Linked DNA regions of Homo sapiens: region 2 is linked to region 1. A link is a loop called in an ENCODE intact Hi-C map of the cell type or tissue named here. Cell type or tissue: heart right ventricle. All regions are shown on one strand. Links, peaks and the distances in the headings refer to the core of each region. The heading gives the core; the rest is flanking DNA. Region 1 overlaps ARK2N (arkadia (RNF111) N-terminal like PKA signaling regulator 2N). Region 2 has its middle 63 kb from the start of ARK2C.

The links. Peaks named below come from ENCODE experiments on the same cell type or tissue, not always from the same donor. Only the 100,000 strongest peaks of a DNase experiment are listed, where the experiment ranks them.
Region 2: a loop joins it to region 1, with 2.0 times the contacts of the local background. A loop is called at or near these places in 14 of 110 quality-filtered maps.

What each region holds. Positions count from the first base shown.
Region 1 is chr18:46,210,870-46,218,236 of GRCh38, reverse strand. ARK2N (arkadia (RNF111) N-terminal like PKA signaling regulator 2N) reads right to left here. Exons shown (of 5, transcript NM_145055.5): 2 at 1,642-2,426. The coding sequence starts at 2,356. Among named protein-coding and RNA genes, the nearest start is that of ARK2N, 41 kb to the right of the region's middle. In heart right ventricle, for the core only: a CTCF peak has its summit at 4,684; no DNase peak of the experiment used is centred there.
Region 2 is chr18:46,267,367-46,274,733 of GRCh38, reverse strand. No RefSeq gene overlaps it. Among named protein-coding and RNA genes, the nearest start is that of ARK2C, 63 kb to the left of the region's middle. In heart right ventricle, for the core only: no CTCF peak of the experiment used is centred there; a DNase peak (open chromatin) is centred at 5,883.

The DNA.
Region 1 (7,367 bases), core at 3,250-5,749:
AAGAAGATTAGGAAAATATGAACAAAGCACATCTAACCTATTTAAGCAAAACAGGGAAAGTGCCTATGAAGACATTTCTCAAGCCACCTTACAATAGGGTTCTGACTTTAAATTTTGTTTACCCACCTTCTTCCTTTCCACAAAAAGGCAAAGTATTGGGGTAGTTACATAAAATCCTGCTTAGTAAGTGGAAGTAAGTATTGTATTAAGAGTTCCATCAAGGTCTTGATTAAGAGGTTAGAAGAGGATATAGGAATGCACAATTTTACAGGTATTAATAAGGTTTTTTTAAAAATATTAATACATGTAAAACTAAAATATATACCTAAAACCTGCCTTAGAACAACCCCAAAGTCTGTTTCTCTCATACATTTAACTGATGAGCTTCATTGAAATCCCCCTCCCGGTAGTTTTATTACAAGGAACAATAGCAAAGGAATCCAATAGAGATATTAAAACAGTAAAAAGCATTTCTAAAGATCGTTTGAGACTCATATTTATATTATATGGACAAGACTTATTATCAGAACTTGAACACCTATAAAGTGCTTTAAAACCAATCATTCTTGTTACTGAATTTATATAAGTTTGGGAAGCTATAGATTCCATTAACCAATATGATTTCTCTTGAAATGTTCTTTGTATATCAGCAATATGCTGTCTTCACATGTAGAAACAGAAAGCTTTCAGAAAACAGGGAGAGAAAAAACATAGTCACCCATAAAACTTTAGAAAACCCAAACTTGCCCCTCTTCAATGTGGCAATAAACAATACTGCCATGACCTATTCAATGCCATACAGTTTACAAAATGTTCCTGATCATATTGTAAGGATCTCTTGGATAATAAGAATTCACTACTTAAGAACCATTCAGATACATCTTTCTTCCACTATGAAATCTCAAGACTGCCTTTGTATTATAGTACACAGTACCAGATGCAATAAGAATGGGGAAAGCAGATTTACCAAATATGTAATAAGTTACAGACCCTTATACCAATGAGAGCTAGAACAAGCGGATTTCTAACAAACTTTTTTAAAACTTGGGGAACTAATGGGAAATTTTTCAGAAAGACATTCTTTTCAACGTGAGGATAGAAAGATTTGTAACAAGGATAACTAGCTTCTCATGCATTGAATATGGGGGAAACACATAAAACTACTGTTTTTGGAGGAAAAATTATTAGAAAACTTTAACAAAAGATAGAATGTGTTATTTCAGACACTATAAGCTCAAGTGCAGTGGCTATATAATAAAGCAAGGTGCCTATTCCTGAGGAGAATGTACTCAGTAATGATGCCGAACAGTGAGTATTAAATCTAAGCAGTGCCAAAAAGGCAATGATTGGGAGTTCAGGTAATGTGTTACAGACAGACTTATGAGAAATTCCATTACTTAAAAATAATCTTGTCCCTATCATTAACCCTTTAATTTTGTTTTTCCTGATGTGCTAAAGTTCACTGGAAACCTCAGAACAGGTTTTATAAATTGGCCATGTCTTGTTAATAGACTGCAGTCTTCAAATTTACACAGAGCTGCAGGTCTCCTGGATTTTTTCAAGTGTCACTCATCTAACTGAACCTGATAGCTGAGAAATGCCATCAGGTACTTTACAGTCAGTTTAAAAAACATCCTCTACCTGGTATCTCTGCAGTGATTGTCTTGCTGCTCCCTGAAACCTCTTCATCATCATCTGATGAGCTCGTGCTTGAGTCACAAGTCAGGTCACTATCACTGGTACTACTGTCCTGCAGCAGGTTATATTTCTTCCTTGCAGCAGCCTCCCGTTTCTGCCTCAGTAGCCTGATCCTCTCCTTGTGCTTTTGGCTCCGATGACCTTTAACCTTGGCGACTCGGCCATTCTGTTTATCACTGGATTGCCGGTTTTTCTTGGCAGCCATAGTGGAAGTTTCACTTTCAGATCGGGACCGCCTAGACTTGCGCCCAACTGTGGCACCAGACACTCCTGAAGGGTCTCCTTCTACCGCCGTTTCTGCCTGAGAGGGTTCATTCTCTTCTGCGGAAGACAACGTATCTGAATCAGCCAGGTGACCACTAGAGGAAGGGGAAAGCATGCAGTGATTAGAGGAGTCACTCTCATAAACTCGGCCAGTTGTAGGCTTGTCACTCTCTGTGGATGCTAACTGAGACTCAGAAGAGTCCCTTCTCAGTTCCATCAACAAGCAGGGCATTGAAGAAATAACTGTAGAATCCGCTACACCATCTTTCTGAACTTGAGATTCCAGTTCTACAGATCCATCTTCCTCCTTGGCTGTCTCTTGTTCAGATGCTTTTGGTGGGGCTTCGGACTCAATGAGTTCTTCAACTTTTCCCACTGCCTCCTCCATCTTCATTTCAGAATTTCAAGTTAAATCATGGAGTAGAGTCTAGGAAATGATATCAAAGATGCAACAGGAAAGCAACCTGTACAAAAACACACAAAGTCAATAAACAGAATGCCAGATTATTTAGTCAACACAACATGCCTACCTTTCTAAGTGGGTGGGGCAAAACTTACTATTACACAGGCCTTTAAAATATATATATATTATTATCTGCTTGTTTGATCAACAGTCAAATTCAAAGGACTTAATACGGTCAAAATCTAAGCATACTGAGCTACTAAAAATGCCATAATATTAATCCTCTAACTTGAAAGGCCAACATGTAATGAACATTTTCAAGTTTACAATTTTATTTAAAGTGTTCTACAAAGAAATCTTCAAAACTCTGATATAATTAATATGCATTCATTGACTTTGATATAAATGAAAAAGAATGCTTTAAAACTAGTCTAGAAATGCATTACCTGGAATGACTACTTTTACATTCAAATCCAAAAAGAAAGGAGGTGGGAGGAGGGGAGTTACAATAGAGAAACATCAAATGTTTTTGTTTGTTTGTTTGTTTGTTTTTGAGACAGGGTCTTACTCTGCCACCCAGGCTGGAGTGCAATGGTGCAATCTCAGTTCACTGCAACCTCCGTTGCCCTGGCTCAAGCAATTCTCTTGCCTCAGCCTTCCAAATGGCTGGGACTACAGGCGCACACCACCACACCCGGCTAATTTTTGTATTTTTTGTAGAGACAGGATTTCACCATGTTGCCCAGGCTGGTCTCGAACTCCTGAGCTCAAGTGATCCACCCACTGTGGCCTCCCAAACTGCTGGGATTACAGGAGTAAGCCACCGTGCCTGGCCCCTACATTTATGTTTAAAAAAACAAAAACACAAACACACTCCAACTACATGCATTTGGCAAATGAGCAACCAAATACTATGCATCCAACTTGTCTGCAGTCCCCTCAATAGGAGTTGCTCTAGTGAAGCATTAAGATGAAAAGCCAGAATTTGATGCTTCCTCAATCCTACCTAGCTCCCACATACCTCATCATGCTGAATTTGAGTCTAGTGTTTAAATAGATGTTTTATCCACAATGGTCACTAAATACAGAACCCAGAAAGCCTAGTATATTCTATGAATGAATAAAGGGATTTAAGAGAAAATACTCTACACCCATTGTACACTTTGTATGCTAAATTTAGAACCTAACACTCTACCACCACTGTGAGTGATACAACTCCAATTAACCATACAGGTACAGGACATAATATTTAACCTCAAAAGCTTATGACCTATATACAGTTAAGTCCTTACTTAACATTGTCAACAGGTTCTTGGAAACTGAGACTTTAAGTGAAATGACATTTAACAAAACCAATTTTTCTCATTAACCTTATAACTAAAGGACATCATTCAAAGACCAGCAGTATCTTGTTCCATTTAAAGTCGCAGTTTCCAAGAACCTATTGAAAATCTGGTGGTTTTTAAAGAGGATGCTAAATATGGAAAACAAGTAAATACCTTGCCCTGTATGTGTTACATTACAGAAAGCAACTATCATGTCCATAGGTCACAGACACACATAACCATTATTCTATACGGTATGCTAGGTGCAATATGGCATCTCCATCATCTCACTCCATCAAGTTACCTAGATAGTTCAATCTATAGCAGACAAAAACTAGGAAATATTTGCAAAATCCTTTAAAACAGATCTAACATGCCAAGCCCACTTTTTGCTTAATACAAACATAAATATTCTATATGCCTGTTGTTTTTCATAGCCCTGTTCTCAGCTGTTGATAAAACAGGCATTCTGATTAAGTTTCCTTAACACATTCATGGAAACCAGAACATTCATGGCCACTGAAACATCTGTTAATTTAAAACAATCCTAGGCCAGGAGTGGTGGCTCACACCTGTTATCCCAGCACTTTAGGAGGTGGAGGCAAGTGGATCACCTGAGGTTGGAAGTTCGAGACCAGTCTGGCCAACATGGTGAAACCCCGTCTCTACTAAAAATACAAAAATTGGCCAGGCATGGTGGCGAGCGCCTGTAGTCCCAGCTACTCGGGAGGCTGAGGCAAAAGAACTGCTTGAACCTGGGAGGCGGAGGTTGCAGTGAGCCAAGATCACGCCACTGCGTTCCAGCCTGGGTGACAGAGCAAGACTCCATCTCAAAAAAATAAATAAAATAAATAAAAAATAAATAAAACAATCTTGTGTGTAGCCTACTTCACAAGCATATTTGTATCAATTATAATACTAATGTTGGAGGCTAAGTGAAAATCAGCATAAATATTTTTTCTGACACCATTACAAAAAAATGTAACACCTCTGAAAGCCAACAGAGGGAGTAACAGTTAAACCAACGGAGACCGTTATAAATAAAGCATGCTGTCAATACAAACACGAAATAAAATATTCACAGATACAAAATACCCCCAGGTATGAGGAATAAACCCAAGTTCTTTTTTTTAAGCCAGTCAAATTTAGCAGTGGGGGGGACAAAGATTTTCTAACTGAATAAAAATGAGAGTTAATTCTATTATGGAGATTCAAATTGTATATTCTGGAATAATGATTCTTCTTAAGGCTGGGCACGGTGGCTCACGTTTGTATTCCCAGCACTTTGGGAGGCCGAGGCAGGTGGATCACGAGATCAGGAGTTCAAGACCAGCCTGGCCGAGATGGTCAAAGCCCATCTCTACTAAAAATACAAAAATTAGCCAGGCGTGGTGGCAGGCACCTGTAATCTCAGCTACTTAGGAGGCTGAAGCAGGAGAATCACTTGAACCCGGGAGGTGGAGCTTGCAGTGAGCCGAGGTCCCGCCACTGCACTCCAGCCTGGGCGACAGAGTGAGACTTAGTCTCCAAAAAAAAAAAAAAAAAAAAAAAAAAAATTCTTCTTAAAGCTAAAATATCTGAGAAAATATACTCAGATGGAATTAATGTCAGCTATATAGGACAAGCATCAAAAGTCTCAATTTGTGAAAGAAGGCAGCACTGGATATTTTCAAAGTACATAATACAGCATCAGACTAAAAAGTAAATTTGTTAAAATGACCATACAACGCTTGTTTCTTCAAGAAATAAGTTGTGTGGATAAAACAGGTAAATCTAGATTGTTTTTCCCTGTTAAAAAAAAATGACAATATGGCACATCATTCAATTTAATGATTATCTTTCAAGTTCCTTAAATTTGAGTGTTAACTGAGATTTAATTTATACTACCTAAATTAGTAACCGGTATTGCAGTCAAAACCACTTAAATATGCTCAAATCAATCACAAAAGACTAGTATTGACCACAAACAGGACAAAAGTTAGCTCATCATGGTATGTTCATACAATGTGGCCATTAAAAAAATGAGAAAGCACTTTATATAGAGAGGTAAGAAACAGTTCTCACGCAATTTTAATGAAAAAAGATACATTATAGCATTTATGTAAATAAATAACAAAACTATATTTACATGAGTTTATCTGTAGATGCATAGACTCTGGAAAGATACTTAAGAAAATAGTAATACCAGTTGAGAAGGAAAGCAGGTGAATAAGGGAACAGGAGAAGACAGTGTGGTATGCAGTTTTGTATCTCTTGAATTTGTGATGTATACAAACATTATCTATTCAAAAATCCACTCTGACATAAAAGTCTTCTGAAGAAAAAGAAGTTGTGCTTTTCTGGGGCCATAACACTAGACTACTCTTTGGGTCAAGCTTAGTCAATAAATTCTACTATGCTTTCTTCCTATAGTGGAATTTTGCTATAATTAATTAAATACAGGAGAAAAAAGTCACAGAAAGTGAAAATATAAGCTCTGACTAAACTCCCTTCAGTGGAATAAAAACGAAGTGCCCTAACCACAGGGGGAAATGATGTCATACATAAAGATTAATCTTTCCATACAACCAGATTATTTACTGCATATATTGTTTTTGGTCAAGGGGAAAAAAATAGGTTTTTCTGGTAGGAACAGTCAAGTAGCTAGCAGTATAAAATGATATAATTGTCAAATAGGAATTGCATCACATAAATGGCATAAAAGGCTATCAACCCTCTGGGTTAATGTTGACAGTAAATTTATATTCAGTGAAGTAATAAATACACAACATTTTTCCTATTAGAACAGCACTTTCCCCCATGCTGTTCTTCCCTCCAATCTAAACGCAACCTCCTCTACATGAGTACTAGAGCTCATCTCCCTCTCATTTCCCTAATATCTTACATTATTGATTATTCCTTGGCTCTCGTCCACCTGCCACACCCAACTGGACCATTCATTCATTTTTGAAATCCTCCTTTGACCTATCACCTTCAATCTCACATCTCCCTCTCCAGGTATCATGCTCGTCTTTCACAGTCAATCTTATTGTGAGAGTTGTATAAACTTCTATTTCCTTAACTCTCACACTCCCTTCTGCAACCCAATGCAACCTGACATCTCCTTCTATCAAACCAGTGGAACAAGCCTAGGCAACATGGCAAGACCCCATCTCTACAAAAAATTTAAAATTTAGCTGAGCATGGTGGCACATGCTGTGGTTCCAGCTACTGGGGAGGCTCAGCAAGGAGAATGCCTTGAGCCCAGGGGGTCAGGGCTGTCATGAGCCGTGTTTGCAACAGTACGTTCCAGGCTGCATAACAGAGCAAGACCCTGTCTCAAAAAATAAAAACAAAAGTAAAAAAAACCAGTGGAACATTTATTACCAGGGTCATTAATGACCTCACTATCTCTAAATCCAACATATTTTGGCCCTAATTTTACTTAATATTTAAGCAACATTTTATGCCTGACGACTCTCTCTGCTCTTTAAACCAATTAATGCCTTTCTTTGGCTTCAAGGTTTCTCTATTCTTCTGGTTAGTCCTTCCCAATCTACTTTGTAGGCTTAACTTCCTCTACCAAATCTCAGGATTTAATCCTAGGTCTAGGTCCTTTTCCCATCCACCAACGTGAGTTCTTTTTTTTTTTTTTTTAAGACAGGGTCTCACTCTGTCGCCCAGGCTGGAATGCAGGG
Region 2 (7,367 bases), core at 4,715-7,214, 55 kb before region 1:
TCTAATTCACTCCACTGCCAGGGAGAGTGGCTCTTATTCCTCTCTTCTATACAATACTTACATTGTTCCCCATCATTTCAGAGGTACATCTTTGTTGCATTTATGTATCTAGATGCCCATTTTCTACCTCCAACAGTAGGCTTTTTGCAGGTAATAAACATGTTCTATTGGTTTCCAGAGGTGGAATGTCTGTGGAATGTTAGTGAGGCATTCAAGGTCCTTTGCCACATAGCTCTTACGTCTCCAGCTTGCTCCCTATCACTTCTGCTTTCTCCCAACTACTAGTCCCTCTACTGAGCCATGCTCTCTCTCACCTCCATGCCATGCCTGAACTTTGAATCTGAATGACTCCTACCCACACCCTCCACTCTTTACCTCCCTGGATTCCATTAATTCCTACTCATCCTTCAAACTCAGCTGAACTATTGCCTTCTCCAGGAGCTCCTCCATCATTCATTCATTCCATCCCACCAGCTAGTTTAGGGAGCCTTTTTGTTCTCAAAGCACCCTGCATTGAGTGCTAATCTTAGCAGCATTTGTCAGGTTTTGTGACAATAGTTTGTTACACCAGACAGAGGTAGTTACCTGAGGATGAGGATTGCCCCAGGGTCTGGCTGAGTGCCTAGCACATAGCAAATACCAAGCACTGGCTCAACCAGTGAAATGTGCATAGTCCAGAGGTAGTAAACCCCCAGCCCTCAAGCTAAACCAGTCCTGCAGACAAGTGTTGTTTGGCCCACACAGTTCCTGGCTGAGAGGACAAACAGGATTGATCCAGGTTATAAGACTTTCAAGACTGATGACCCAGAGCTGGCCTCCATTCTCTTTGGTTATCTGTCTAGCCAGCCAGAGATGTACACAGGAAACGTCAGACCAAGGATGCAAGTGACCACAGCTCCCTGGGTGCACTCAGTCCCTTACAGCAGTACCTCAATTAAAACTCCAGGTCTCAGTAGTCTGCACAAAAATGGGGGTCAGAACACCAGAACCACCCTAGGCTGTTTTTTATCCCGTGCCAAGAAGGCTCACAGTGTGGAGTGGGGAAGGTGGCACATCGGTGACAGTCCACCCAATTTTTCTTTCTTCCTGCACCAACAGGTCTTTTCAAGCTTTATATTCAGTAGACCTGACCATGGCCACACATGAACATTTACAAATCAGAAATTCCACATCTACATTTTTAAAATCCAGATTTCCATCTTTTCTTGAAAAATCCATAGATATGGCAATACTGAACATTTACTTTCATAACAGTTGCAGCTTCCTCCTTTAGACTGGCATAAACTCTATCCAGTTTGCCACACTCCCCATTTATCTGGACCAACGAATTATTTCCATTAACAGCCTTGCTTCTATAGTCATCTGAATCTGCAAATTCCAAACTGCTGTCTTGTTACCTTATTTGATCCCTCCCCCCAAATCTAGGGACGGTGGTAGGCATACAACTATCCTCCCTTTTAGAGATGAAGAAGGTAAGAACCAGAGAGGTGGCTGGCCTCGTAGGTCACACAGCTTGTTAGCAATGAAGACATGACCCAAAACTAGATCTTGGGACTTGTGACTTTTCACCACCCCAGGCCAGTTATCACATACCCAACTGTTGCTTGCTCCTTTCTCTAAAGTACTTCATTTATGTCTCAAGGATGCATGTAATGCTTTAACTGTGTTGCTGTGAAATAGACGGCAGGCCTACAGACAGATTTTGTTATGCACACTTCTCAGCTGAGCTAGCCAAACAAGGACCAATGTAGAGCTGACAAGATGGATGGAGTGAACTAGGCCTCCACTCATTAACTCTTTATGACAATCCTGTAAGGTAGGAACTATTATCCCCATTTTATGAGTGAAGAAGTTGAGGTCCGGGGAGGTTAAGCGAATGTATTCTTTGGTTCTATTGGCTGTTAAAACAATGACATACTTCAGTTCCAGCTGGTAAGGGGCCCCTGCCCTGAGCTGCTTGAGTGCCTTCCTCACCACCCTGGCAGCCCTGCCAGGATTCACACAGTGTAGCAGTGTTAGGGTTAATTCCATATCTGTCACAGACTGCGGTTGCCAGGAACTTGTGGCAGCCACACCTCCAGTGTTAATTCTAACTGGTTGGTGCCTGAAAGGATGCTGAAAAATTTTTGAATATTTCACCTGAATAAAAGGTTTGCATTCTTAAGATATCCACTTTTAATGTTATGGCAAATGAATCCACTCTACCAAGAGCCCAAAGAGCTAATCAGCAAGAATTTAGCCAAGACTTGAGGAGATGTAGAAGACTATTAAATAGACCAAAGAGAAGTGCCCAGCACTGACTGAAGCCAAGGTCCCAGCATGTTTTCTGCCTTCACAGCCCTAAGGAATGCCACGAAATTTCAGCAGTTATGACAGTGACTCTCAGAGCTTGCAACCAAGAGAGGGAGTGGGAATCATGGAAGCAGCATCTCAGAAGGAAAGGGCATGTATAATGAGAAAGCATCCCCATCCCCACCTCACTGCCCAAGGATAGAGTTATGGGCTCTCTGGCAGGTATGTCGGAGCGACTGCAAAACTTTCTGGGCAAAAGCCAGGGGAAGGCCCAGGAACTCACAAGCTATGGTGATGTTCTTGCCCAGAGGGGAAAAACGCCTGCATCCTTCACCCCACCTCCCAAAAGCCTGTCTGTGGAACACTCCCTGGAAGTTGATAAGCACTCTAATTTCAGCAGGGAATAAAGGTTAGTTTCTTTCTGAATAATCTTCGCCCTTGGGTGGCAGGTTTGGAAGGCACAGAAACCTCAGCAAGCTACATTTCTCTTCACAGAGGATAGGTCTCCCACTAAAGGCACATCTCGGGGTCAGGGAAGCCTGCAGCCAGGGAGAAAGTTGGTCATGCTTGCCTTCAGTAACTGCCATCTTGGTCTTTGGGGTCCCCTGTAGCTGAGTTATACCTTCCTACTATCCTTTCTTCCTCCACTATCTCAACTCATTTTCTCAAGTGTGGTACCTATTCACAACATGGTATTAACAGCTTAAGGCACTATACCCTCAATTCCAAAGGTTATGTGTATTTTCATGTAACAGCTTTATTGAGATATAATTCACATACCATAAAATTCACCCGTTTATAGTGCACAATTCAATGCTGGTTAGTACAACAGTCCCCTTATCTGCCGGGGATAGATTCCAAGACCCCTAGTGGATGCCTGAAACCATGAATAGTACTGAACCCTATATATAGTGTTTTTTCCTATGCATATATACCTAAAGTTTAATTTATAAATGAGGCACAGTAAGAGATTAACAAAATAGAATTTTAACAATATACAGTAATGTTATATGAATGTTGTCTCTCTCAAATCTTACCGTACTATACTCACTCTTCTTTTCATCAATCTTATAAACAAGACAGCTAGTAAGTATCTAAATGAGCAGACAGCATATACAGTATGGATGCGCTGGACAAACGGATAATTCATGACCCAGGTGGGACAGAGAGGAACGGTGTGAGATTTCATCATGCTACTCAGAACAGTGTGAAACTTAAAACTTATGAATTATTTCTGAAATTTTCCATTTAATATTTTCAGACTGCAATTGGCAGGTTACTGAAACCACAGAAAGCAAAACCATGGATAAGGGTGGGCTACTGAAATGTTCAGAGATGCAACCATCACCACTCTACTTTTAGACTATTTTCAAGACCCCAAAAAGAATCCCCTTACCTATGAGCAGTCACTCCCTATTTCTACCTCCTTCAGCCTCTGGCAACCACTAATCTACTTTACTTCTATAGACTTATCTATTCTGGATATTTTCTGTAAATGGAATAATATGTGGTCTTTGGTAACTGGTTCCTTTAACATCGTGATTTCAAGGATTATCAATGTTGTAGAATGTATTGGCATTTCATTGCTACTTACAGCCGAGTAACATTCACTTACACGGCTACACCATATTTTGTTTATCCACTCATTGGCTGATGGACATTTGGGTTCTTTCTCCTTTTGGCGATTATGAATAATGCTGCTATCAACATTCATTGTAACTCTTAGGTTTAACCATTTGAGGAACAGCCAAACTCAAAGTGGCTGACCATTTTATATTCCCACCAGCAATGTATGACAGTTCTGATTTCTCCACTTCCTCACCAATACCTATCTTTCTTATTCTAGTTATCCTAGTGGGTATGAAGTCGTATCTCATTGTGGTTTAGACTGGCATCTCTCTGATGGAAATGTTAAGCATATTTTCATGTGCTCATTGACCAACTGTATATTTTCCTTGGAGAAGAGTCTATTCAGATCCTTCGCTGATTTTTTAATTGGATTTTTTTTTTTTTTTTTTTTTAGAATTGAGTTGCAAGTTTTTTATATATTCCAGATACAAGTCTCTTATCAGATTCAATATTTCCAAATATTTTCTCCCATTCTGTGGGCTGTCTTTTTACTTTCTTGATGGTGTCCTTTGAGGCACAAGTTTTTTTTTTTGATAAAGTCTAATTTATCAATGCTCACGCATTTGGTGAACATAGCTAAGAAGTGTTGAGAGTTTCTAAAGGGAATCAGCTTCAGATCTTATTTGTTTCCACTAACATTGGGAAAGTCACAAAAGAGTTTTCATTCTCAGGAAAAAATTTGATTATGAAATATTTAAAATATACAAAAAGGTACAATGAATAACATACATTTGTGTCCTTGCTACCCAACTTATGAAATTTTACCAATAAAGCTGAAGTCCTCTGTGACCCCTCCATACCTCCCCTTCCAGAGGCAACTATTACCCTGAATTTGGTGTTTATTATTCTCATGCATGTTTATACTCTTACTAGATGTGTATGTATCCTTTATCTGTATGCAGTATTATATTGTCTTTTAAAATTTCAAACAAATAGCAGCATGTAGTGCATATTCTGCAACTTGCTTTTTCTCTGCCCCAAGTGAAGAAGCAGAGAAAATGGGCAGGAAAACCAGAAAATTGAGGTTTTGTTTTTCTGAACAGTTAAAAGGTACTAATTTGAGTCATTTTTTTAAAACATCTACTCTCACAAAGTCTACCTATGTAAATCCAAATACACAGTTATTCTTCTGTTACCAGTTTTCCCATCTGTAAAATTAGGATAATAATCTGTACTTCTTACCCCATGTGAAACTTTTGAAATAAACATTCTTTTAAAACTTTGAAAATCGCTTGTAGAAATTCAAGGTTCTGTTGGTGTTAGTCATCCAAAGCCTTCCCAAGGCTTAAGTGAGATGACAGAACTACAGTCTTTTGAGCAGTTTTTTGGAGTAAGCAGCTCTCTTGAGTTACTGCTTGAAAAGCCTGATGGCTCTGCAGAACAATGAATCATCCCCTAAAATCACATAGCCTTTTACTTTCAAAAAAGAAACCCAAGACATTCTTCATTTTACAGGTGCAGAAACTAAATCCTATAGCAGTCACTTGGCCTTTCTGGGATCTCCTGTTCCCTGGGTCAGGCCTAAACTCACTCACCTGGCCTCTGATCTAACCCTCTCATGCTGCAGAATTCAAGATCCATCCTCAAGTCAGATTTGCTTGCTTTAGAATCAGTCACAAAAGTGAGGGCTCAACAGTCCACTACACTTTACCTTTCCACTCTCGGGATGGAGCAATCATGAAAGGGGAACAGATGTGACTCTGAGATGTCAATTACCAAAGCACAAAAGAAAAAGCTGGTATCTTCTAAAAGCTTCAGCAAGGCCAATGGGGAAAAAAAAATTTTAATAAAAAAGAAAAAGTTGGCACCAAATAGCTTCCTTCACTAAAGGGTAAGAAGCTAGACAGATATAATTTACAACCAAGGTGTGTTCCCAACAGCAGGCCAGGGTCTATGAGCAGATTATACCAGCTGCTGCTGCCACACTTCCTTTCTGAGGGCTGACTTCGCTGCCAGCACTCACTCTCATCATTCACACTACCCTATCAAATGGGTCCTCAAGGCTTGGCAGGGAATCCTCATCACACAGAGAGATCCCTGCCTAAAGCCATCACCACCTAGAAGGCATGTCACGTGTACAATGAATTAAACCAACAGAGAGTATCAGGTGAATGGGTGCTCCTTCCAAATTTCTGACACTCATGATCATTACTTGCATCTTTTTCTGAACTCACTGCTCCTACCACTACTTACTGTTGCTTTCTTCTGCTCCAGGCAGATTCTCCCAGCCAAAGTTCCACTATAGGCCAGAACCTCTCTAATTCTATGAATCAGTGCTTTCAATCATGGAATCATGAAAAAAAAAAAAAAATCGTGCCTACCAATGACCTAGGAGGATCGCTCTTTCATAGAGCACTTGGTTCCAAGTGTGGTTAAAACAAAACCTAGAAGAAATTCACTTTACTTAGGTTGCAAAAATGGAGCTGAAAAGATACATATATATTTGGTAAAGATTCTTTATCTGTAATTAGACTATAATTATAAATAGTTGGTATCTACTCTGAAAAACAAAACAGTAAGGGAAGGAAAGGCCAAATGCCTGCAAAAGAACAGAAAGAAGCAGCCCAAATGACATAAAGCACTAGCTACAGGTTATATTACTTACTTGTGCCTAGTTTCTTCTTCAAAAGCAGTATCCAAGGGCAAAAGGGTTCAAACGTGAGATCCTAGGTAAACAGTTTCCTTCTAGAGTCAAAGAAGAGTTTTCCTTTTTTTATTTTTATTTTTTGTTTTTTGAGACAGAGTCTTGCTCTTGTTGCCCAGGCTAGAGTGCACTGGCGCGATCCTGGCTCACTGCAACCTCTGCCTCCTGGGTTTAAGCGATTCTCCTGCTTCAGCCTCCTGAGTAGCTGGGATTACAGGCACACGCCACCACACCCAGCTAATTTTTGTATTTTTAGTAGAGGCGGGGTTTCGCCATGTTGGCCAGGCTGGTGTCGAACTCCTGACCTCAGATGATCCGCCCACCTCGGCCTCCCAAAGTGCTGGGATTACAGGCGTATGAGCCGCTGCACCCAGCCAAAGATTTCTTATAGGTATTAATATGTCTACGTCTCAGATACAGGGTGGTATAAAAGAACAATTTCAAAAATCTGAAGATATTTCCTACTAGTTAATATTGTGTTTCCTAATTGTTAACAGATCATTTTCCAGTACAAGCAGAACCAAAAATTCTTGAGGAAAACTAAGAGATTCAGGAGTTGAATGTTTTAATAAAAAGAGGTTTCACTCTCCCTGGTTCCTCATTCCCCTTTATGTGAAGATAAGTTACAAACATCATGAGGTGTTAATATGGTAGTTCCTATCATTTTAATAACCAAATTAAAAATCTGAAAATAGAACCAAACTATGGAAAAAATTATTCAGTCTATTTTTCAAACACCCTATACCTGCTTCAATGTTTAACCACATGCAAAGTGCATGCCGTTGCAGCATCTTACCTTGAC